Linked DNA regions of Mus musculus: regions 1 and 3 are each linked to region 2. Evidence: chromatin loops called from intact Hi-C (ENCODE). Cell type or tissue: left cerebral cortex. All regions are shown on one strand.

Region 1 (8,000 bases), 550 kb before region 2:
TCTTTCTTTCTTTCTTTCTTTCTTTCTTTCTTTCTTTCTTTCTTCTATCATATATTACAACCCAACCACAGCTTTCTCCCCCTCCAGACTCTCAGTTATTTTCTTAAATGATTATTAAAAGAAGAAATGCTTCACATGGGACCTTTGATGATTCAGTGTATGAGTTTTGAGTGATTTGGGATCTTATATAGAAAGTGTTTTAATAGTTAATTGTAGGTTTCATTATGGGCTAAATTGTATAAAATACGTACAATCTAAGAAATCAGACACTAGCAAGTGAATGTATATATTTGCTGATCAATGCTTCTCTGCGAGAAATACTTCCCTGTTGTTTTTGTTTGATTTCTCTTCAACTCTAAGAGCTGACTTGGACTCATCTTCATCGGGAAGTCTTTTTGGCATGCCTGCCAAGGATCAGGTCCTTAGATATGCACTGCCATGAGTGCCTGGTATCTCTATGGACTATGTAATAATAATGAAAATATAAGACCAGATTATATCAGATTATTAAAGGTATTACTACTTCTCAAAGAGTTGAGTCAACTTCTCAAAGGAATACTTTTTAACAAGGCTGATGTAGAGTGATTGCCTAATGTGCCTACTCAATCCTAGGTTTTAGCAAGTTCTCCTTTGAAGGCATCTTTGAGGTTACCGTCTATCTTCATAAGACAACCACGTGCTAGGCCTTGTGTATCACTGTCCGATGTCTAAGAGCCTATAATTCATAAAATGCTGCCTAGAACAGAACACATAAAGCCAAGTGGAATGCAAACTCGTGTTCTCCTGCCTCCCTATACCCAGACATGGAGAGTAGGGATGCACACCTCTCAGATATTTCTGCATCCCCAAAAGAAAACCTACATACAAATGCCACATTTGGCTTTACCAGTTTCTTCCCCAGATGGAATCTAGCCGTTGTGCTGGAATGTAAGGACTGTGCCACTAGAGTTGAAGTATCTTGCAAACTTTTAGGCAAGGAGAGTTCTTTGCCTTTCTTGAACACTTGGGATCTCTGGCACAGCTCCTGCTGAAAGCATGAATGGAAGCATGAATGGCATTTACTGGAAAAGGCAGCTTTTCCTGGCAAAGGACTTGGACGGAGCTGCGTCCACTCTGTCTCAAGCTCACTTTGTAAATTATGTGAAACACTTTTAGACAGACACTGGCACTCATAAATTATACAGCTCATTTGCATATTCCAGTCATGAGACATTATGCAAAGTGACATGATTTGCATAATGGATTCCTCTTGTCGCTTCACTTGCTGTGTGCTTTAAAAAAAACAAAACAAAACAAAACAAAAAACAAAAAACCCCAAAATGAAATAGAAGGCAAGCATGAAAAGGTGAGAGCACCGGTTCCCAGCCTTGCCCGACTCCTTCCCAACAGCAAGAGCAAACTGCTTTTATTTTGGACAGAGGCTCTGAGAAAGGGGGTGGGCAACAAAGATACACACACTCATACAAAATAACAAAGAGCCTGGCTAGGAGTTTTGTTCTTAATTATACTATGTACTTCCTCACTGAAATCCATTACCCAAAATAACCTCATCTGGCCAAGAGGAGTGGAAGCAAAACAAAACAGACACAGAGAAGAACTTTATGGAACCTGTACTTGTGCTGTGTAGGGTAGGAGTACCCACTCTTCCCTTTGTGAAACTGAGACATAGCAATTCAAAAAAAAAAAATCTCAAAAGCACCATCATTTTCTTACTCCTAGAAAAGAAACATTTTAGGGAGGATAGAAGCGGTCTTGGGAGGGGCTTATCTCATCTCTCGAAGAACTTCTGAAGGGGTTGTCTAGTTGGGAAGAGGAAAGACGGGGTTGTGTTTGATTATTTGACAAAATCTATAATGGCTCCATATACTGTACAGGATGAGGCAGTGCCACGCTGACTTCTATCGCTCTACTCCAATAAGCAGACAACGTTCCCTCAGCAGTTGCTAGTTTTGCTGCGGGCTTTCCCTGCCCCCCCTGCACCAGTGCGGAAGGCAGAGTGTGCCAAGCGGCTGGCGTCTGTACCCTGTGGGAAAAGTTAACTGTAATTCTTCGGCTTTTAAAATCAATTAACCCGTGTGTTAATTAACGTCAAGTCGACGGGAGGAGGAGAAGAAGGGGAGGGCGGGAGAAAAGAAAAAAAAGCTGCAAGGGCGGATGGCAGAAGAGTTGGCACGGTGCCATCCATTCAGGGGCAACGCCACAGTTTCGTGTGATAGCAGCAGCGGGTATATGTTACCGGGCCCTGTATGCGGGCCAGACAGTGCGGTAAAGCCAAGGGAGATTATCCAGACCCCCAGGAGCGAACAGCAAGCAGCAACGCAAGGCGCAAGTGCCAGGATTACAGCCCAGGCTGCTCCAACTATGAGCCCTTCCTTGGACCCTGGGAATCGGCTACTTGGGGTTTTGGGGTCTTCCACACCAAAGAAGCACAAAGCTGACTTTAATCACTTTTTTCATTTAAACTTGATTCTGCCGCAGTGGAAGAGCCAGCACGGCGGATGTTTTCACACCCAGCAAGACAAAGGCCGTTGTCTCCGCCATGACACCATTCCGTTCCAAGCAGAGGCCGGGGTCCTGGACATCTTGAAAAATCAAAAAGAAACAAGGAAAACAAACAACAGATACAGCGACAGTCAGAGAAAATCATCAACCACCCAAACTGTTTGTCCGTTGCCCATGCCAAGGGTGATGTGGGCATCTGTTGCAGCAGAAGGCACTTGTGTGGGCTATTTTTGTTTTTTCATTAATTTTTTTTTGAGAGGGCAAGCTACTGGCTTATTTGCTACTCAACTTCGTTTATAATTAACTTAAAAAAACAACAACAACAACACACCGTTCAGCCAAGTCAACAACAAAGAGGAAAGGCAGACATCGGAAGAGAAATGCCTGAGGAATCGGCATGAATGCATGCCACAGCCGGTACCACTTGCCATTCGGAAAACCTCAGGGAAAGATGCCAATTTTATAGCTCCGAAGAAGGCAGAGAAGGAAACATAAAGGTCTACAGATAGAAATTCTAAGGAAGGAATACTGCTTTCCCAATCCTGGATGGAAATGGCACACAGCCTCTGCTGAGAGAAAAGAGGGAATGTTTAAAAGGAGCTATCTAGATGGGTAGACGTGAAAACAGGCAACCATCGAGTGCATATAGAGATGTGTGTAAGGCTCTGCGTGTATACAAATACACAGACTCTCTGACAAACTGAATGCTTAGCTATGTATATATTTTCATGCTATAGGTATGGGTACGTATATAGGTGTATATGGTTTGCACTTACACGTGTGTGGGGTGGTGTATGCATGTCTGAGAAGTGGGAGAGGATGGCAGAGGAAAGACTGGGAGATCTGAGTATGTACTTGTATGTGTGTGTGTATGCATCCCACTCTCTAACCCAGGTACACACAGAAGACAAAATAAAAATCATACTGGAGCAGCAAGCAGGCAGCCAGAGATTTATCTACATTCGCTGCTATCACCGGGGAGATGAATGGGGTCGTCTGAAGCCCCTTTACAAGATCCACTATGGGAGTGGAGGAGGAGGAGGAGGAGGAGGAGGAGGAGGAGGAGGAGGGATGCCACACACACAAGTACAAACTTGAAGGCAGAGAGATTTGGAAGGGGCTACCAGGCAAACCCTGGTGGCATGATGCTGAGGAGCAGAAGGGAAAAGAGCCTTGTCTCTATGTTTTAGGTGCTTAAGGAAAAAAAAAAAAAAAAAAGACATCCTGCAAAAGGGTCTGAGGGAAGCGGCTGGTACTCACGGTTTCTGCGTTGCTGTGAATCCTGAAGGTGTTCTGTTGGCACCGGGCGCTGAGCCAGGGGCAGGCGCTGGAAACAAAAGGGAGACACACACACAAAAATTAAAGTCAATTCAATGGGAATATTAATTGCTGCTCTTGTGGATTTTACAAAACACACAAACTGTTTTCATTTTTGTTCTTTTTCTTTTTTTTTTTTTCTTTTAATTGTGGATTGGCGCGTGCCCCTTTCGCATGGAATATACAAGTAGTTTGGGATTTACAGTCCAGTTACGGGACTCAGGATTAACTGCGCTGGCATCTTTTGGGCATATCCTTCCTTTTAATGAATAAGCTTTCGCTGTTAATGAGGAATAATCGTTTGGCTAATGAGCTTTGAAACATTAAGAGAAAAGAGGTTTTTTCCCCCCGTTAATCGCTCTGGTGCGACTGCATGGATGGATTACAAAAGACAGCACTAGTGCAGTACAAAGGTTGGGGGAGCTCCTTGGGAGTGGGAGAAGCACCGAGTGGGAGATGTGCCCCTGCATCTCTTCTTCCTTCTCTCTTTCCCCTCTCTCTGCCAACTGCTATGGGTTTCCATAACTCCGCAATCGAAGTGGATGGTCGGGAAGGATTATTATACAGAGTAAAGCCTCCGCTGTTAATGTCTCCAGTGTTTAATCATCATACAGTAGGATGGTTTTATGCATATTTCATTTGCATATCATTAAACTACGTTAGCGAGGGGGCACCCAGAGCCGAGAGGAGCACAAAGTTGGGAAGACAGGGAAGGAAAAAGAGATTCCCTATGATGCTTATCTTCAAACGGGGGCTTGTTCCTTCCATGATGTGTCTTCTGCCTTTCTAAAATCATTATGACTTGGAAACCTTTGAAGTTGGATACAACCTTGGATTCCTCTAATTCCTGCAGAGCGGTATATTTTTAAGATCGGCAGCAATGTCCCTGCACTAGACAATTAAAGGAATATAAACTCCAGTGGGCTGAGACTAGTAGCTCTTTGGGGAACACAGTGGCAGGAGCTTCTACAAATACCAACACTTAAAAAAAATCATAATAAAGAACGTCATACCAAAAACAAAGAAAGAAGACAAGAGATTTTAACATGTGGATTATATTTGTTTTGTTTGGGGGGTAATAAGCTAAAGAGAGTGAAGAAGTCATTGGTAATTTATCCCCTCATTAATGAAGTCACCCTTTTTATTTGTGTTTGTTTTTGTCCTTTAATTGTGAAGACCGGTGCTGTCGCAGTTTTGAAGAGGTTAACCAGTTATTGTGTAGCTCTGATCTTTCCCCCACCCCACACCTGACAGAAAAGAAAGGTGGTGGTTCGGGGAGTTGTGAGTACTGGGGATGTCTGGGGGGAAGTGGGAAATACAGTGAGTTCTTTGTGGATCTTATACATGCTCAACATATTAATTGAGGGCTTTTAAAGTTCCCTCAATAGGCTATTTCATTCTTGGTAAACCAGCAGCTGGTTAGCCACTGTTGGTGACTCTTCAAATATCACTTTAACGATTTTTTATTCTGTTGCCGTCCATTTTTGTTTTGTCCGTAGCCAAGAAGGAGAATGTAATACCGCTCTTTCTTTACCATGCCCCTTCCGTCTTCTTCGTGTCCTATTTTCGAACTGTGAAACGGTGTTGGTTTAATATTGAATCCTGGTGCACGGCATAACTGCACAACTTGATTTGGAAATGAGACACTGGCTTATATTTAAATTATCTCCACTCCTCCCTTATCCTCCAAAGCTTTGTCTCTGCTATGAATATTCAGATGAGACATGATGTGATTACACTGTACAATTACTCCTATCCACAGTGGTGGCAGGCGCTGCTGGGGAGAAAGAGCCTCCAAGCTAGTGTGGAGTTTTGTTTTCGGTATTTTTTTTCTCCTATCTCCTGGCACCTCGGCACATGCAGATGTCGCTGTTGTTCTTTATAAAGCTCTAATGACATGCAAAGGCATAACGACTTGGTTTGGATGCAAAGCATCAACTGAGTGTTATGGATGTCTTTAAGAAAGAGAAAGAGAAAATCCTGACTGAAGGAATGTCCACATAAATTATTTTTATTTAAATGAATTCAAAGGATGGGGTGAGGGCAAGTGAGGAGTCACATGGAAAACATGCATAATATTAATATGCACAAAGAATTCTTACCGAGGACAAGCGCCTCACTACAGCTCATGGGACAAACAGGTTCATTAGGAGACAGCTCTGAGCGGCTACGGCATTTTGGTATTTTGATTTTTTTTTTCCCCTTAGTTTAAACGAAGAGTCAGACAGATGTGCCTTCTTTGCATGAGAGCATTGAGATGGATCCAATCTGTGAAATTTGCTGCCCAAATAGCATTTCTAATGGAACCTGGGACTAAACAAGGGCTTGGATGTGGAAGGGAGGGGAGAAGAGAGAACCCACGAAGAGGAGGCTACTCAGCCACTGCGAGGCTTTTGGTAGCACAGGAAGCTGTCAGAAGCCATCTTTGCTCCACTGGTCCCAGGTGTGGGCTCCAGATCCAGAGAGCCATCAGGGTTCACCAAGATGAACACTGAGCGGGCCCTTGTAGGTCTGAGGCAGAGGAAAGCGGCAACAGCAGCAGCGGCTCGGTGCCTACCCCCCTACCCCCTCAGTGGTCTTCAGCCCAGAAGCCAAAAGCACAGCTACTCCTTTGGGATGCAGTAGATTGCCTCCTGGTCCAGGTATTTGTGGAAGAAGGAATATCTTGGTGCTATCGAAGAGTGCGTTGCTAAAGAGCAGACGGCATCATCCGCTGCTTAAGGAGGCCTGATAATTGCGGTGCTGGTTGGTTCTCAGGGTAATGATGTCTTCTGGGCTTCTCTGACATTTCGGAGTGCTGGCATTAGGAGTCTCCATTCAGTGCATGTTTACGATAGACAGAGGTAGGCAGACAGCGACTGAGTCTGTTGGGTGGATTCAGAGCTAGTAACATATTTGTACCACTTCTCAGGTTTCAAAGGGGTAGCAGAGGGTGAAGCAAGAAGTTAGATGGAAGATTTTGTTGATTTTCTTGGCCAGGTGGATAGTCCAAAGTACTTTGATAAACGGGTTAAATTTATATCTTTTGTTTAAATTATCTGAACAAAGTCTAAATTTGATCTGTATATCTGCACAACTTTTCTACTTAAGGCTGGCCTAGAACAGGTCCAATTGTAATTATGTTATAAATTGTGATTTTTCACCTACAATCTCCATAATTTCCATCACACACACACACACACACACACACACACACACACACACACACACACACACACACACACTCTTCAGCTATCATGGCATGTAAGTGTTGTTACAGTATAGCAAAGTACAAAGAATGGAGAATTAAGGCTCTTTGGAAAATTTCTATTTAATCTTAATTATTCTAGCCTCTAACCTCTTATTTCTCCATTGCCAGAATTGTGGGTGTTAAATTTGGAAATAATGCACGTAAAGGACTTGGTGCAGAGTCTGTAAATAACACATCTTAAATACATGGTAAATTTTGTTATTGCTATTGTTGCTATTTTGGTGTATCGTTTAGTATTTGAGAGAGTTAAAAGAAAAGGGAAATGTTTACTTCTTAGCTATACAAGGTATCGTGAGAAAGATTAACTAGGCACATAGAGTAAATGCTGCCCTGGCATACGTGGGTATGAGCTTCAGTCTGACTTCCGACTGCAGATCATTTATGTGGTATTTACTTTACTCCTCTCAAATGAATATATATGCCAGTCATGTTGGTGACATCTGTGGTCTGATAAGAGTTCTACCCTAGTTTGTGAGAAGGGCACAGGACTGAGACATGGTCAACATTTGATCCCACTGATAAGGCGCTGACCAAGTCAGTCTTAAAAAAAGAAGTTCTACTCAAAATAGTAAGGACATTAACTATGTTCAGTTATCCATACCTAAATAATTCATAAAGGGATAGTCTCTTTCACCCCCAGACTCTTCATAAACCTTATTCACAAATCTGTAATGACTGCTACTGACTTCCTGTTCAGCTTCCCAGATGGTAATAGCTTGCTCAGATTTTAATATATTAGCATACTTTTAAAAATGCAAATTATAGTTTTTACAGATTCCTTATAATTTTCTGTAAACACAATCCATCCATCTCTGCACGGCTGTTATCTTCATTCCCAGCAATCACACACATTCGTTCTTTCTCATTTAGCTTACCTCATGAATGAGGCCATGCAGCTCAACTCTGCAGAAACTGAATGGGTGTGTGTGTG
Region 2 (8,000 bases):
TGTATCTTTTGTGAGGTTAATACCATTCTGGGCTCTCGATAGCCCTGGACAATAGGGACTCTCCAGGAGCCTGTGAAGACCCTGGCTTTTTTCTTTCTGGCTTTTTTTTTGGGGGGGGGGGAGGATGAAACATTCCTACAGTCCAAATACAACCTCTGCTTTGATTAAATAAATATTTATCTTTATTGTAGCCATTGTATATTTTTACCTGCAGTTTGTCCGGTTTCTGATTATTATTTTAAAATTTCCACTGGCAATAGTTAATCTTTTCCCCCCCCCCTTTCAGTTCAAAATACAGGTCAGTGTAAAATGTAGCTGGCAGAAGGAAGACTGGTAAATTCTGAATTTTTCCATAATGCGTCAGGTAAGGAAAACTGTTCAGCCCTTCAGGAGTATCTTTTGCTTCCTACTTCTCTGTCTTCACGAATCTCCATAAATCTGTTTGGTTTTTAGAGATGCAGCAGAATTAAATTTCTCCTTGTAGATGTTGAAAAACCAGTTACATATCATGTGCTTATTTTCTTTTAAAATGTAAATAGCACAAGAAGTGAACTTGTAGCCTCTTTCTTATGTTTAAAAAAAAAAGGTGTGAAGAAGTCTCCCTATTTAGGAAAAAAAAATTCTGGATATAAATCTATTTCATGTTGCAATTATAGGAAAATGTCAGCTTAGTCTTGTAAATACTTATGCTAATTTTACTTAGAGAATTCATTCTATGGAGAAGTACCCATCTTGTGTGATTCAATAATGCTTAGATGATAATCCAGCATCTATATGGATTATTTTATATACAAAATGGGGGCTGCCTAAAATCCAGAATCTAAATCCTTTATTTAGCAGGAAAGAAGGCAGAAAATTTTAGACCAACCTGTTTTTTAAGGCATTTTTACTGTGGGGAGGGAAAGTGGCATGTAGGCTAAGTACTGCATTGCTATTTTTCTGCCTCTCTCTGAAATGAATGACTATAGATAACAAAGGTATATGCATAAAACGGTACATAAATATACATTTGAATGACTTCACAAGCCTTGTCATCTATGTGTGAATATCTGTGCACACAAATAGACAAGGTGTGCACAAATGCAGGTACTGTACAGAGCTATTAGGGGGCTTTTTCTCACTGGGGGATTTATGTTTCCGGGTCTGTTTGAAGCCATTTCTTTGGAAATATAACATAGCAGTGTTGTTTTAATGAAGTAGATGGAGATGCTGAATTTGTGTATGAATCTGTTCCTCCACAGTTTTCAGAATATGGAACTGCAGCTATTATTTGGTCCAAGGGGTAAATATGCAATGGGCCAATGTCAGGAGGAAAGAGATGGGGTGCTAGTATATTTCTCTTAGAAAGAGCCAAGCTTTGGGCCCTAGGAATCCCCTCAACGGGGTGACTGGGGACACAGTAAAAAGGAGGGGGGTTGAGACTCAGTGTGGAGTCAGGGGAGGTCGAAAGGATGAGTCTCTGAAGATCTCTAGCTCAAGATGTAAGAGAAGGGTTGAAGGGTGAAGAATGTTCGGTCTCTTTTTAAATGTGTATTGTTATTCTAAGTCTATTGTATGTACGTGTCGCCGTCTTTTCATTTGCCACGACAACATATGGATTCCATAAATACAGACATGCCGAAGTGCATCTGTCTGAGTAGTTAACACGATCCAAACATCCCTCCTCACTCCGCTAACTCCGCTCCTCCTTGGGCTCCCTGGCAGTGCTTGTACCGGGGATCCTGCATCCCTTAATCTCACCCTTTTGTGAGACTACCTTGTTGTGGTCTTGGCACCGGATTCAAGGTGCAAAGCTGGGAAGGCTGACTGCTAGCAGCATTTCAGCAGTCGAGTCTCTGCCAACCGACACGGGGCCTCTGAGCTAGCGGGAAGGAAAGGGTTAAGCTGCCAGAGCCCAGGGAAGGGGCTGTGCTCATCCCTGAGCGAGGTGCAGCCACCGGCAGCTGTGATTTAGGGGTCAAGTCCGAGATCACCTTTCTCCTGCCTCTGGAAATGGCAGAAGATGGGGAAGGGGGTGGGGGGAGCTAGAAACAGGAGAGAACAGCGACTAGGCGCAAGCACGAGGCATTCCATCCACCCCCCCCCTTCCTGGTCCCAGTCCACCTCTTGACCCCACCCCCCACCCCCCAGACAAACCGACAGATCCTTTTCACTCCTAGGATTGTGGGATATTCTGAGTATCCCAAGTTTCTCTTTCAGTAGCTCTGCCCCTACTCCCTGTCTACTGGAGTTCTAAGTACCAATTCTGAAAGTTTATCCTCAGTGTGGCAGCGAATATAGAAGCCAATGTGGGTCAAAACTTCCTTCTCCTTTGCAGAAGACTGGGATGCCCCTAGCAGGAAGAAGTTTGAATATAGCCCTCTCTGCCTCACACTCAAGTCATACATACACTCCTACAGTCCTGAGTGGGTGGACGCTGTGGATGGAGTCTGTCTGTTACAGGCAGCTTCTTGCTTTGTGCCTACATTTTTGGTCAATTTTTTCCCTCCCATCTCACACAGCCCCCAGAACACTTTTCATCAAAAAATATTTTTTAAGCTTGAAAGATGACCAAAAGCCAATTTCAGATTTGTTTCTAAGTCATTTCATTAGAAAAGAGCAAAATGTCAAAGTCTTCTGTGTTGGCATATGGGTAGCATGTGGAGTCTTAGCATGCAGGTCTTGTGAATTCTGGGGAAGTGTCCATAGAGCGGACGTTAGCCAAAAATGAGCTTCCCAAATCCTACCCCAGGGCGCTGGCCAGTTAAGAAACTGAAATAGCATAGTTCTTTTGGAAAGTTACAATAATAATAATAATAATAATAATAATAATAATAATAATAATAATAATAATAAATACTTTGGTGTGTGTGTGTGTGTGTGTGTGTGTGTGTGTGTGTGTGTGTGTGTGTAAAAGACCTGGCTCAGACTGACAGAAAGACCCCAATCCCTGGAGGAGAGAAGACAAATGGAAGATACAGAGGTGAGGAGATAATGGAAGTTTAAAACAAGACGATCTCCCATGCTCTTCCCCTGGGTTTCCCTTGGAGGTGAAGGCAAATCACCCTGATCCAACCTGTGCTTTCAGGGCCAAAGGCAGCACAGCTGATCCAAAGGCAGCTGAGGTCTGCCTTTTCCAGTCTGCCCCTAACCTTGCCAGAGTCTCCAGACCTCGGAAATCAAACTAAATTGGCCGCTGGAATTTAAAAGAGGTTTCAGCCCTGGAGCAAGGAGGAGGGAACAACCCCCCCCCCCTTTAACATCCCAATTCAAAAGACACCACAACCTACTCTTGGGTGTCATCCCCAGTCCAAGAATATTCTCTCTCTCTCTCTCTCTCTCTCTCTCAAGTAAAAACCTTTAAAGAATTAGTCCCAAATTTAGAGTGCCGGGTCCTTGAAACAAGAGTTCCTAGCGATAAAACCTGCCTTTATTTTCAGTACCTAGGGTATTGTGAAAAATGCAGGTTAATTAGTCGACACCAGGGGTAGCGTTGGATTCCCCAGTTCCATCCTTTGCATCGGAAATCTGAAGTCCAATCTGGGGGTGCAGGAACAGCAAGAGTCTGTGGCTCTCGCTGGGTTATGCACCACCACCACACACTGGCTTCCCTGTTGGTGACCCGGTACCAGAAGTCTGCACCGCATCAAAAGCCGAAGGCGGGCGCGAGGAGGAGACAGAACTAACCTCATCACAACTCAACAAAGTGAACAACTACAGGACAGACACCCTTGGTTGGACAACGTGCGCTTTAGGGAGTCTCAGGAGCACATAACTTGGGGAATGATGCCTGCCGGCTACAGCCTAAAGAAAAGGAAGCCCTGAGAAGAGCGGGCGGGGGTGTGGTGGTGTGGGAGTCTAAGGAGCAGAGCTGTGAGCGTGCTCCACCAGGGCTGGCCTGGGGAGAGAATGCCCACAGTGGCACGTGCATTGTTGACAGGCAGGCATGTGCTAATGGAGGGGTAGGTGGCTGAGCAATCCCCCCCATGCTTGCATTTCTTGCAGGCATGGTTTGTTTAATGATGAGGGAATTGAATGCCTCGCACACACACACACTTTTTTCTTTTGCTGAGAAATGTAAAAAAGGAACCTATATCATATATATGTTCAGAAAAAAGTATGCATTTTTCCTTGAGAAATACCTAGTGCCATAATATTTCTGATTTAAGGGGCGAGGGAAATCTTTGAAGTGAAGGAAATCAGTGGGGGACGAACTAGCTCTTCCTGATTTTTTTTTTTTTTTTTTGTACTTCTCAAAGCCAGTAATGGGATTTAAAATGAGAGATTTCCAGTCTTCGTCCTCCCTGCCATTCCATTTCACTGTTTTTCGCCTCAGAAAACCTCCGAGGTAACCGACTACACGTCTAAGGGGGTGGATTAAAGTAAAACAAGGTTTGGGGAACACATCAACTTTTTGTTTTCTCAAATGAAGTTGGAAAAAATTTTTCTAAGGACAATTTAAGCAACAAAGGACATTGAACAGATATGCTTTCTAAAGAAAAATAAATCCGATTCGTTTGTTTCTCCTTCTTAAGACTAGAGAGAAAGGTGAATCTGATCTTGGAGCGTGCGTAAGGCACGAAATCTGGGGCCCGCCTTTGGATGGGGAAAATGGGCAGAGGCAAGGCACCCCGCGAGGTCCCTGGAGAGGTCCAGGGCGCAACAGGCTTAGAGCACCAGGGATTTGACTCCAGCTAGCCACATTCTCCTTTGGGCGGCCTTCAGGCTCGGCATAGGGCAGGGAACTGACCCCCTGTGTGCTTCGGGCGCGCCCTTAAAACCACAGCCGCTTGCCAGTTAGATTGTAGAGCTCAGTGGGTAGTAGTGACATTCGACGTCAGTTTCTCGTGGCCAGAATAGGACGCACCGATTTTTGTATCTGCCTTACTATTCCCCCCACCTGGGGGCTGGACTTTGTAAAGACCAGTCACCTCCCTAAATCCCTCCATTCTGCTCTCCCAAACCATAACCTCCAAGAATCCCGACATTTCCCCAAGATGCAGATTCCGGTTCTCCGAGCTAGTGCGCGCATCCCTAGTATCTAGCACGCCTGATATTTCGGGGCCCTTTTCTTCCCTCTGGCTTGGGATGCCGAGAGGAAGCCAGGAGGCTCTGGCTCCTGAAGACACCAATTGAACCGCTTAGGCCAGTGAATAGCCGCAGCCAAGAAACCCAAGTGCCTCTTGCAGGTGCGCGCCTGGCACGTTCCTGGGGCCCCTCGGCTGGGAGGGGAAATAGGCTAGCCCCGGCGGAGCCAGCCTGTCACCGTTCTTCTGCGGGAACCTAAAAAAACCATTACGCCCAGCCCGGGCCCCAGCTGCCCAGCTGGAAAGCAGAGGGCGCGGCCGCAGGCACACCCCCTGGCCCGGACAACGTTCAGGCCCAGCCCTTCCTCCCCATGGCTGCGATTCCCTAGCTGGGGCTGCCTGTTCTGTAGATTTTTTTTTTTTTTTCCTCCGCCTTTGCAGCCTGTCGAGCTTCCCAGACACTGCTAGGCCACCAACGTCCCACCCCCGCCCCTCTGGGAACAGAGGTGGGGCTGCCCAGGAAGAGGTCCCTGAACGCCAGCTGCAGAAGAACACTGGAGAGTCCCAAGTCCCAGGCTTCCCCTCCCAGCCTAGGTGTTTGGGAAGAAGCCGGGTTCTGTAGCCTTCGCGACCTCAGGGCCGAGCGGAGAATGGAGGACCTACTGGGGCGCACCGCAGACCCTCCTAACCAAAGGAGGTGGGAGTGGGTGTTTGGTTTAGCTGAAGGCCAACTTCAGGGGTGCCAGTGTCTTGCGTGCATCTCCCTCCCTCGCGCGTTTTGTCTGGGAGGGGGGAAATGAGAAAGAAAAGAAAGCGGTGGATTTGCGCCGACCCTCCTCCCGAAGTCTGGGAACGCTGCTGCAGGAAGAACCGCTCATAAAGACACTTTAGCCCCCGACACTTGAATGCTAAAGGTTAGACTTACAGTCTTCAGGGAAGGGCTTCCTGCCAACTAGGATAGCGGCGCACGCTGCCACAGGCCGTGGACCACACCATCCGTGGCCCCTCCAGGTGCGGTCAATGCGATAGGCTCCGGGTGTTTGTTTACTTCAGCGACCAGAACCGAGGTGCCGGCTCTTCCCTGCCCCCCAGCTCCAGGGAACCTCTTTTCCCGGCCTCCGCAGTTATTTGCCGGTAGCTGTCTGCGCCTACCTCATTTTGTTCTTGGTATCTGTCCCCTGCCCTTTGGGCTCCTACCAGGAGGCCCGAGATTCACAGCAGGACTCACCTTTGGGTGAGACCGTGCCTAGCCCTTTTCTTTTCTGTTTCCGGGCAGGCGGTGAACCCTAGCACAGGTGAAAGAAACAGGGGTCTACAGGAAGACAGGGCCTGCAAGGGAGTGCCAGGTGGGGCAGTTTTTAGGTGGGGGAAACTTATTAAATAGCCATGGAGAATCTATCCCAGAGATCCTAGGACCAGGGGCATCTCTTCCTCCCTTCCAACCCAATGATGCTGAAATTTGGAAGTTTAACCTTAGGAGCCAAGCAAGTGTCTATTTTCTCTATTCCTCCAGTCTGCTGCGTTTGCTGAGTACCTACTATGTGAAGTTCCCTTCCATCCCCTGTACCTGTAATTGTATTCATTTGCAATTGGAAAATGCTCTGAGTTCCATTTTCTATTCAAGAGGATGATTGCACTCAGAGAGGCTGTTACTCAAAGGCCACACAGCTTTAAAGTTGCTCAGCTTGTACTGGAAACCCACTTCTGTGGGGCTTTACACCAGCTGCCTCTTGTCAAAGCAAGACAAGCAAGGTGCCCGTCGTCGGTGGAAGAGGAAAGCTAGCAGTGCCATTTAAGGCAGAAAGACAAAACAAGCATTAGTTTCCCATGGTTCCAGGGCTGACATTCGAGGATAGGAGACAGTCACAGGCCGGCAAGGAAGATGCTCTCTGTGACAGAAGCCATAAGGAAATGCAGCAATGGCAACTCAGCCAGGATGTCTGCAAGGGTACAACCCTGATGCAATGCCCCAGACGGGCTAGCCTGAGCTGCTCCCACCTCAGGAGCAAAAGCTTCTACAGGGCCTTCTTGTTTTGCCTTTGCAAATTGTCTTAGTCTACTTGAAGCTGGGACAAGACCCTTACTTCTACACGTCATCAAGACGAACAGGAAAGGACAATCAGATGACCAACCAACCACTCATGAAAAAAATATTAGAAAATCCAGTAAGCTGAGAATTAGGTGACAGGAACACTCAAATGACAGGCAGGCTTCTTGGGCGCATGAGAGTGTGGGCTTTGCAGACCCTAGGGGAGAAAAGGGTGTGTGTGTGTGTATGTGTGTGTGTGTGTATGTGTATGTGTGTTGTGCAAGCTGCCAGCTCCTGCCTCATAGATTCCAACTAGGTCTTAGCCGCCCTTCTGCAAGGTTCTCCAGCGTTAGACCACCACACACTGGCCTCCCTTCACTGTGATTAGCTGGTTGGCTCTGACTGAAGGTTTCCCAAGTGTGGGTGTATGCCACTGGGCAGGACTGGCTGGCCTGGCCCACATGGAGGGCTGCTGAAAGGCTTGTTAAGGAAGCACTTCTGACTAGGCAATCCAATTACATAATGCTGCAAAAATAACTCAGGCCTAGGAGTTGTGTCAGAGTGACATATGTTGTTACCAGAGGAAGGGATCAAATATCTATCTTTTAACCCCCAAGGGGCTAAAAGTACATGCGTGCGTGTTAGTTCATCACTCCTCACTCGTGAGAGGAGCTAACGGGGTGAGGGTAGAGAAATGGCATCTACAAACATCTTGCCCCACCCCCACCCCCATTCCCCTGATGCAACTAAAGCCCACTTTCTGGTCACCTCCTAAGTCTAACAACAGACACACTGGATGCCCCAATTCATCTTGAAGTACAGTGCGTCCTGCTCCAAATGCGCCAGAGATGGTTGGAGAAATCAAATGGGGAGAGAAAAGGCAAGGGAAGAGGTCTTGTGTCTCCGGTGGGGGAGCAGTCTCTTCTTGTATCTACTTGGTAGATACACCCTGCTGCTCTTTTAGG
Region 3 (8,000 bases), 740 kb after region 2:
GTGGATGACAATGGTTACATTGTACTGAAGAACTGCCTGAAGACACCGCAAACAAACACAACTGTACCCTCTTCCCGGGTATACGCCTATCAAGTGAGCTAAGTCCCCAAATATTTTAAGGCAGTTATAAATATTTAAAGAGTTAATAATAAATCTAGGTTGCTTAAAGAATATTTCCAAGTAACATGAAATATTTACTTTCCTCCCCCTACCCACCCACCCCATAAAAAAGATAAGATTTATCACAAAAATGTTTGAGGAATAATCAGCCATTTTGAGCTAATATATTTTAATATTTATACACATAATACATGCTGAATATAAATGATACATGGTGATTTCCCATAGTGTATAGAATTTATACAATTAACCGCAAGATCCAATGGCTTCCAGGCACGTAAGGGGCAAACACACTTACAAGGTTTCACTGATTATTGTTATAAATCTTATAAAGCGTAAAAGCATTAAAGTATATTCTGTTTACACCATTCATTACAAAGCCCGGCATATAAAAATATTATTTTTTTATTAAAAGATTTATATTTTTCTGGCTTTTTTCTTTTATGAGGTAAATTTATTTGCCAGTTTAAAAAAAAAAACTTTCTATTTTTCCATCCCCAAATACATGTTTGAAATATACCCTGGGTTTCAGTATCAATTTTCTGGTTATTTCTCAAGGGTTATATTTGTGCACAGTAATTGCAGCAAATATTTGGAAATTATTCATTTGGTTTCTCCAAAGTGTTTAAATTTAAAAAGAATCAAATAATAAAAGCACAATGGGATAAACTGCCTATTTTCTACACATCTGATAGCTATATACATATGTATGCACTTATACGTGTCTATTTCTAGTACGCCATTAATCAACAATGACAAAACCATGTTATCAATCTATCTATGCTGGACATAGAATGTTTTAATATTTATACAAACCACATCAAAAATATATGTGTGATTTTGCTTTTCAGAGCAAGAGGCTCGAGTCTTTCATGGAGATATTTTTCACCGGGTCTTTCTATGCTTTCTTAGCCATGTGTAATGTTTAAATATACCTGTGATTAAAAAAAATGAAATAGAATCTGCAATAAATTCAGCAATATGCTTTAAACCCTTCCACTGTCTGAATAGTGTTGTTGTTCGGGGGTGCAGGGGGTGGAGGGTGGCGCTAAAGGCAGGAAGCCTCTGGACTGGGAAACAGACATGAGCATCTGCCCGCAGGATCCAGGAGTTGTCCATTGTGAAAGGCACTGGGTTCCACAGCAACTTCTCAAATCGAATCGGCTTTCATTCCTAGAATGATTTCCTGCCGCTGAGCCTGAATTTGTAGGCAGCCATGAAAAAAATATCCGTAAGATTGATCTACCTCTGAGGGGAACCTCTGGAGAAACACAGAAGTTTTATCAAACCCATGTACACTTACATCACCCAAGGACCTATTACCTGCAGGAACACTGTTTGCATACAAGCTCGGCTAATGCCACTAATGTATTTACCTGCATTGAGGCACATACATAGTAAATGCCCCCCCTTGGTCTTGGGGATAGGATCCACACACAGGCTCAGTGTTTATGCCCCTCCCAGAACAGGTATTCATTAATCTGCATGTCTACATCAGGGAAACAGCAGGGTCGCATCCCCCTTCTTCCTACTTCTTGCTGTAACCACCCAGGCTATCAAAGGAAGAAAACGCAGAAGTAAAGAAATGGTTCCTTTCATTCCCTACTCAGTTCACAAAGGTGGGGTAGAAATCCAGGACCTTTCTTCCCCATTCATGTGTCAAATTGGAGTACTGGAAAGAATTGAGAAGTATGGCTTTCTCTCGCTTTCCTTTACCATGTAAAGCAAAGACCTAGATTAAGCTTTGTTTCTTTTTTTAAATAGGCCCGGTGTTTTTTCTCAGTCACCCATGCACACACACACACACATACACACACACACACACACACACACACACACACACACACACAAACCCACCAAGTGGCTTCACGGTCCACATCTGGCTCCCAAACTGTCATTCATTTGCAGGCACAGCAGCTTAAATATTGAAAGCCAATTTGAACTTAAAATATATATATGCATATATATATGTGTGTGTGTGTGTATGCATATATATATATATATACATGATATAATAAATCAAACTAAATATAAGCCTTGGTAACTTTATTTTTAATGACTTTCAAGAGGAAAAAAAATAGGTAAGGGAGAGAGATCAGCTGGGCGGGTGTAAAAATTGTTAATCTTAAATTTCTACAAACCCGAGTGTCAGAGCAAGCATGTACAGGGCATCAAGCATAACAAAAAGAAACGAGGTGGGGGGAAGGGGTCCCCGCACTCGCTTCCTTGAATCCCTCTGAATACATTTCACAATTCATCAGTTTTTGTCTTTCCTGCCTCGAATGAGGACAATCAGACCAGACACCCATTAGATTTTTCATGCATTTTTTTTTCTTGTTCATGACATGTTGGCAGGGAGGATGGCAATTCTGAAATCTTACCAAATGAGAAAAATGTCAGAAGCTGAACTGACAGCTAGTGGTTACTATGGTGATCGGTGATGCTGGGGGAAAAAATAAAATAAAATAAGACTCGGTTAATTCAAAAGGAATCAAGTTGGGTATTTTTTTTTAAGCCAGTTGATAGAGATGCAAACTTAATCCTGATATTGGGACATTATCTTCTCCAGCTAACAGCCAAAGACACCATTTAGCTTAAATAATAACTAAATACATAGCTCGTAATCTTGTGATTAAAAATAATGGAAAGAAACGATATTGATAAATGGAAGTCAAATACTATTAGCAAATGACTATCAGAGAAATATAGTGTATATTTAGTGCAAAGAGGGTTTGGGGTGGGGCTTGTGGGGAGAGAAATGTACAGTTTTAGAAAAATATTTTTATAAGAAAAAGATGGAAGCCTCATGGGGGGGGGGACTTTATGGTACTATAGATTCACTTAAAACACACAGGCACATAAGCCAGGTGTTTTCCTTGCCAATGCTCACCAAGGCAAAAAGAAAGAAATATAACTCTGTTTCAGACCAGTTCATAGAATTCAACTTCTTTCATTTTAGAGGGTATTTACAGAAAGTCTTATTGTGAGGTTTTTTTTAAGTATATTTGTTCTCCGTATCATTTCTCTTTTTTGTTAAAATCAAGTTTCATGTACTGATTGTTCTTCTGAGCTTCTTACCACCGGCATGCAAAATGATAATCTGGCAAGAGGAAGAAAGCAGCCATAGGCATCTTCCCTCAACACCATGCAACAAGGACAGCTGCTGGCTCAAACAACCACTGCTGTTATTTCACTGGTCTAAAAGAAGAAAGAACGTCATGAAGATGACTTTTACAATTAGCTAAAATCATTAATCAATTTTTGGTCTATATGTAATAGACACAGAGTCCCAGATGATTTATTATTATTATTATTATTATTATTATTACTATTATTATTATTTAAAGAGATTTTTAATTAATCAGTTTACAAAGATGTCAAGTGTGCCAGGGGTCAGCCTAAAATGAATGCCACACAGATAAACAATCTCTGCTCCAGAATAAAACTTCATCAAGGTCTCCCTTCACACCCACACGAAACTACTTTGATGATAACGGCAGCTTAGTGCCAAAAAGGTGGGCTGCAGAAGATGAAAGGCAGCTCTCATTCTGAAACAGTGCCATCTGAAAACTTTCCTTGCTTGCATATTTTATCCATGTCCCACACTCCCAGATCTAGCCCATTTTTTTTTCATTTGCTATAGTGACATTAAATTATCTATTGCCACCTTTCCCCACCTTCCCTAAATCAAATCTTTTGAGAGTTACAAGTAACTAGCAAAAACAAGATTCTTATTTATAACCTCAAGCTAGTATTTAATGCAAGGGAGAGGTAGAGGTAGATGTTAGCGAAGAAGAAACTCGGGAGGGGGTATATATATATATATATATATATATATATATACACATACATATACATATATCACACACACACACACACACACACACACACACACACACACACATATATATATATATATATGCAGCACTATTGGCTAAGGGAAGCCCTTCACTGAACAGACTACAATGCCATCTACTGGGAAAGTGAAGCTCGGCCTCATTGCCAAGAGCAAAGCTAGCTTAAAAGGCTTACAGACTGGAGAGACAGGCAGTCTTGCACTTTCTCTGTTGTAAAGGGTAGGAAATCTTTGCATGTATCATACACATATGTATGTGCCTATCATTTGGAACATCAGTCCCCATTATAAACCACTATGTTCTTTCTCTGAGGCAAGCCTCCTCCCAGCGGTTTGGTTTTGTTTTGTTTTTAATTTTCTACCAAGTTCTGCTGTCTTCAGTTCCCTCCATAACAAACAACACCCAGAAACTAGAACCACCAGGGAAGCAAGGGACCTTAGGGTCCATTCCTACCATCTCTAGCTTGTGAATTTCACAAGCTGTTTGTGCTACAACCTACTCTGCAAAATTTTGGGGTTGTTTGGGTTTTTTTTCCTCTGTGAAATCACAATAGGGAAGCCGACCATCCATCATGGTGGAGCTGGGATGAAGAACAGCCAAGACAGAGAGCCTTGGTCCTGTCAGCATCCAGTCTCTGAGTGGTCTTTAGCTGTGTGGGATGAGACTTCCGTGGTGCCTCATAAAACACAGGCATCTGCCCAGGTTCCAGGAGTTCCTCTCCCGTGTCTGCATGCACACCCTCTGCTCGGCCGCACTCTTCCCTTTCATTTCATCCTCCTCGAGACATGATTTTCATGAGAATCATGGAACAGGAAGGATGTTTAGGAGACCACCATCTCAGATTCTGCATACAAAGCCGTTAACGCTAAGGGGAAGAAAAGCTAAGGGGCTAGACAACTCTGCTACACCTCCAACAAAACGAAGCTACATCTTCACAACCGCTTGGGGGAAAATAATTAAAATAAACTCGGTGTATACCCAAAAGTCTCTGCAACATTTTGCAACTGCGGGTACAAACATAAGAAACAGCAGGGATACCCAACTTGCTGTTAGGGTCAAGAATTCTTTATCATGGAGGGTCAGCCTGTGCAGTATAGGATGACAAACAGGACCCCTACTTTCCACTCAAAAGATGTCACTAGCCCCACTACCACCCCATACACATGGTGTAATGACCAGTTAATCTCTCCAGACATTGCACATCGGCTGGGGAGGGGTAGAAACGGCAGAGTCACCCCCTCCCTGTTGGTAACACTACTACAGAATACCATTTAGAGGAACTATAGCTGACTCTGAATCATAGCAATGCATGGAAAGTCACTTAAAAAAAAAAAAAAAAAAACGGCAGAAGACTAGGGTAGAATCAGTGTAAATCTGAATCCAGAAACCTGCATCACGTAAATTCTTTTAACTGTGGGGCCAGTTGGAGATCCTGGCCTTCCCAAAGGCCTCTCTGGACAGTTCTCATGGTGGAGGAAAAGGGGAAGGCCACTTCATGGGTGGGAGCTGTTAGACATGTTCTCAAAGCAGGGGTCAAATATGCCATCATGACAAGGTCTGCAGGCTCAGGGAACAGATTAGAGAGGAGGTAAGAGATGGAAGAAAGTCAGGACTATTTTGGTTTGTTTTGTTTTTAATTATTTTTTTCTATATAAAGGCAAAAATATAAAGTGAAAAAATAAGTAATGTTTAAATATGGGCCCTCTTTTCCCCGTAAAATAGAAAAACCCTGTTATATATAGTATATAACAGGAAAAAGAACCAGGAAATAATGAAATTTTAATTTCCTAAATTGGGAATGCTATTAACAATTTTGTTTATAATTTCAAATACAGTATCAGGCTGTAAGATAAAGAATTGGAAAACATGGGAGGGCCATGGGCTATACATTCAGGAAGGCTAGGAAGCTGGGGATATGGATCAGTGGAAGTGCAATAGCCTACAGCCCTAGCACGAAAAAAAAAGTCAAACAAGCCATATGAGGTGAGCTACTGAAATTTAGAGACGTCACGATCCGGTGCAGAAGAGTATGAATCTGTATTAATCTGAAATGTCTCTAACCGGGTCCTTGCAGGTACGGTTTCCGAGTGAGCTGTATCTGCCTTCTGTCTCTCCCACCGGATGCTGCGCACAACTAGTGTGGCCCACCAGATGCGCATGGCTGCTTCCACTGCCTTGCCATATCTACCAGAAAATCTCCCAGGTTTGCTAGGGAAGTTGTCCACAGGGTTGGAATCCTTCTGTGGGATTCAACCTGGACAGTTGAGCTGCTGTGTCAGGTGCCCTGTTTAGCAACATTTCTGTGTGACACACCAACGAGGCTGAGAATATAAACTGTACAACTGACATTTTTCTTCAGTACTCTAAAATCCTGCATTTTCTTGGAACAGGAGAATGATGTGTGAGAATTAGAACAAACTGAATAGATGCAAAATATATTCACTCAAAAAAAAAAAAAAACAAAAAAAAAAACAGTCCCTGGTGCCACCTTCTATAAGGCTGGTGGCTTTGTGGAGTGTTTCTTTGAAAGAACTGGACCACACATACGCCCTCATTCACAGTGACTCTATACATGAACTGTCTCCGTATTTTTTTTTTAAAAGAAAACTCAGCTTGTGCGGTCGCTGCTAGCTCAGAGAAACTCCCCAACTATTTTCACATTTCATTCACACAGTGGATGGGGGCCACAGTGCAGAGAAGACAAGGCCCTGGAAAAAGAGTTCCATTGGTGGGGACACACAGAGAAGTCTCTCTCTAAGGTGCTGTAATGAGTTTCTTAAATGAAGCTCGATCGCTAAAGCAGTGTACATGGACCCAGGAAGCTTTCTGCAAAAGATTATTCTTACACACACATGCACACACACACACATGCACATGCACACATGCACACACACATACACGCACACACACATACATGCACACACACATGCACACACACACATGCACACACACACACACACATGCACGCACACACACACACACACACACACGCCCAGACCCTACCTTGTTACAACCTTATGGCAAGTCTTTCAAATCTAAAGAAGTAAAACACCCATTGCTTCCTTGCCCCCTTTTGAAAATTGCTAACCACACTTTTAAATTTCAATATCTTCTCACACGCTCTAGACATTTGCTAAGGTTGATTCTCCTAAGTTGGCCTTTAAATTTCTATTTATTCACTTTTTTCATTATCATTTAAAAGAATAAATAACTTCTAGCCATTACCTTTTAAGACTGCCCAAGGCTGTGTCCCTTCAAGGTTTTCTTACTGTTCCTTACAGGGCTCACCTGGGCAGCACCCTGTAAACTGCTCACACCTGACAACCTTCACCATACCCCACCCCCTCTCCAGACAGAGTAATCCGTCTTTGGCACTGGGGCAGGGGTGTGTGCCCGCGCAAGATGCTGGTGGAATCCAGCCTCCTTTGGTGTCTCAACTTTCATTGTCAGTTGCTAAATTAGCTAATGATTAATTAGTTAATGTTTTCAAAGCATTTTGAGGATGAAATGTGTGTCCTGAGTGCTAAGTGTAAAACAGCATTAGTTATCTGACTCCACAAAGACTAATTAGCTTGGGGTGGGGGGAAGTCCCCCCATCCTGATCAATAACACCCCTGGTATTGGATAGTACGGTAAGACCCACCTCACGTTGTAAGGCATGTATTCCCTGAGACACACAGAAATCCCTACTGCAGTTCATTGCTGGGTAACTCTTGGCTTTCAGTGAGGCTGGAGGGGGACAGTGACGTCATCTATACAGAATGCCACATTTTTGCAGTCAAAAAAAAAAAAAAAAACACGCTTGAAAGGATTATTTGACAAAGCTAAAGTAAAGACCTAACTCTTGGAAAGAGCAACACAGACACAATCATTGAACTCGTGTTTAAGAAGAATTAAGCTTTTAAAGTCCCCCACCCCTCCTCTAAAAAGCTCTTTAATGGCAGTCCTCCAGGTGGCCTCTGGATTTATTGTGAAATTTTACTTTGATGGCTATAAGTCCCCATGGGGACCATTATGTCAATA

Evidence for each region. Hi-C counts contacts between places; a loop is a spot of excess contacts. Peaks named below come from ENCODE experiments on the same cell type or tissue, not always from the same donor. Only the 100,000 strongest peaks of a DNase experiment are listed, where the experiment ranks them.
Region 1: a loop joins it to region 2, with 4 times the contacts of the local background. A loop is called at or near these places in 5 of 42 quality-filtered maps.
Region 3: a loop joins it to region 2, with 5 times the contacts of the local background. A loop is called at or near these places in 6 of 42 quality-filtered maps.

What each region holds. Positions count from the first base shown.
Region 1 is chr8:109,245,686-109,253,685 of GRCm38, reverse strand. D030068K23Rik (RIKEN cDNA D030068K23 gene) reads right to left here. Exons shown (of 10, transcript NR_126329.1): 9 at 3,763-3,829; 10 at 47-2,582. It overlaps 4922502B01Rik (RIKEN cDNA 4922502B01 gene), which reads left to right and starts at 3,941. Exons shown (of 5, transcript NR_151498.1): 1 at 3,941-4,926. In left cerebral cortex, a CTCF peak has its summit at 5,685; DNase peaks (open chromatin) are centred at 3,794, 4,268, 5,188, 5,624 and 2 more places; H3K4me3 peaks cover 4,121 bases; H3K27ac peaks cover 3,040 bases.
Region 2 is chr8:108,693,545-108,701,544 of GRCm38, reverse strand. It overlaps Gm42043 (a long non-coding RNA gene), which reads left to right and starts at 7,935. Exons shown (of 3, transcript XR_879166.2): 1 at 7,935-8,000. It also overlaps a transcript of Zfhx3 not described here. In left cerebral cortex, no CTCF peak of the experiment used is centred here; a DNase peak (open chromatin) is centred at 4,573.
Region 3 is chr8:107,952,189-107,960,188 of GRCm38, reverse strand. No RefSeq gene overlaps it. Among named protein-coding and RNA genes, the nearest start is that of Gm39242, 120 kb to the right of the region's middle. In left cerebral cortex, a CTCF peak has its summit at 4,119 (motif pointing left); a DNase peak (open chromatin) is centred at 4,115.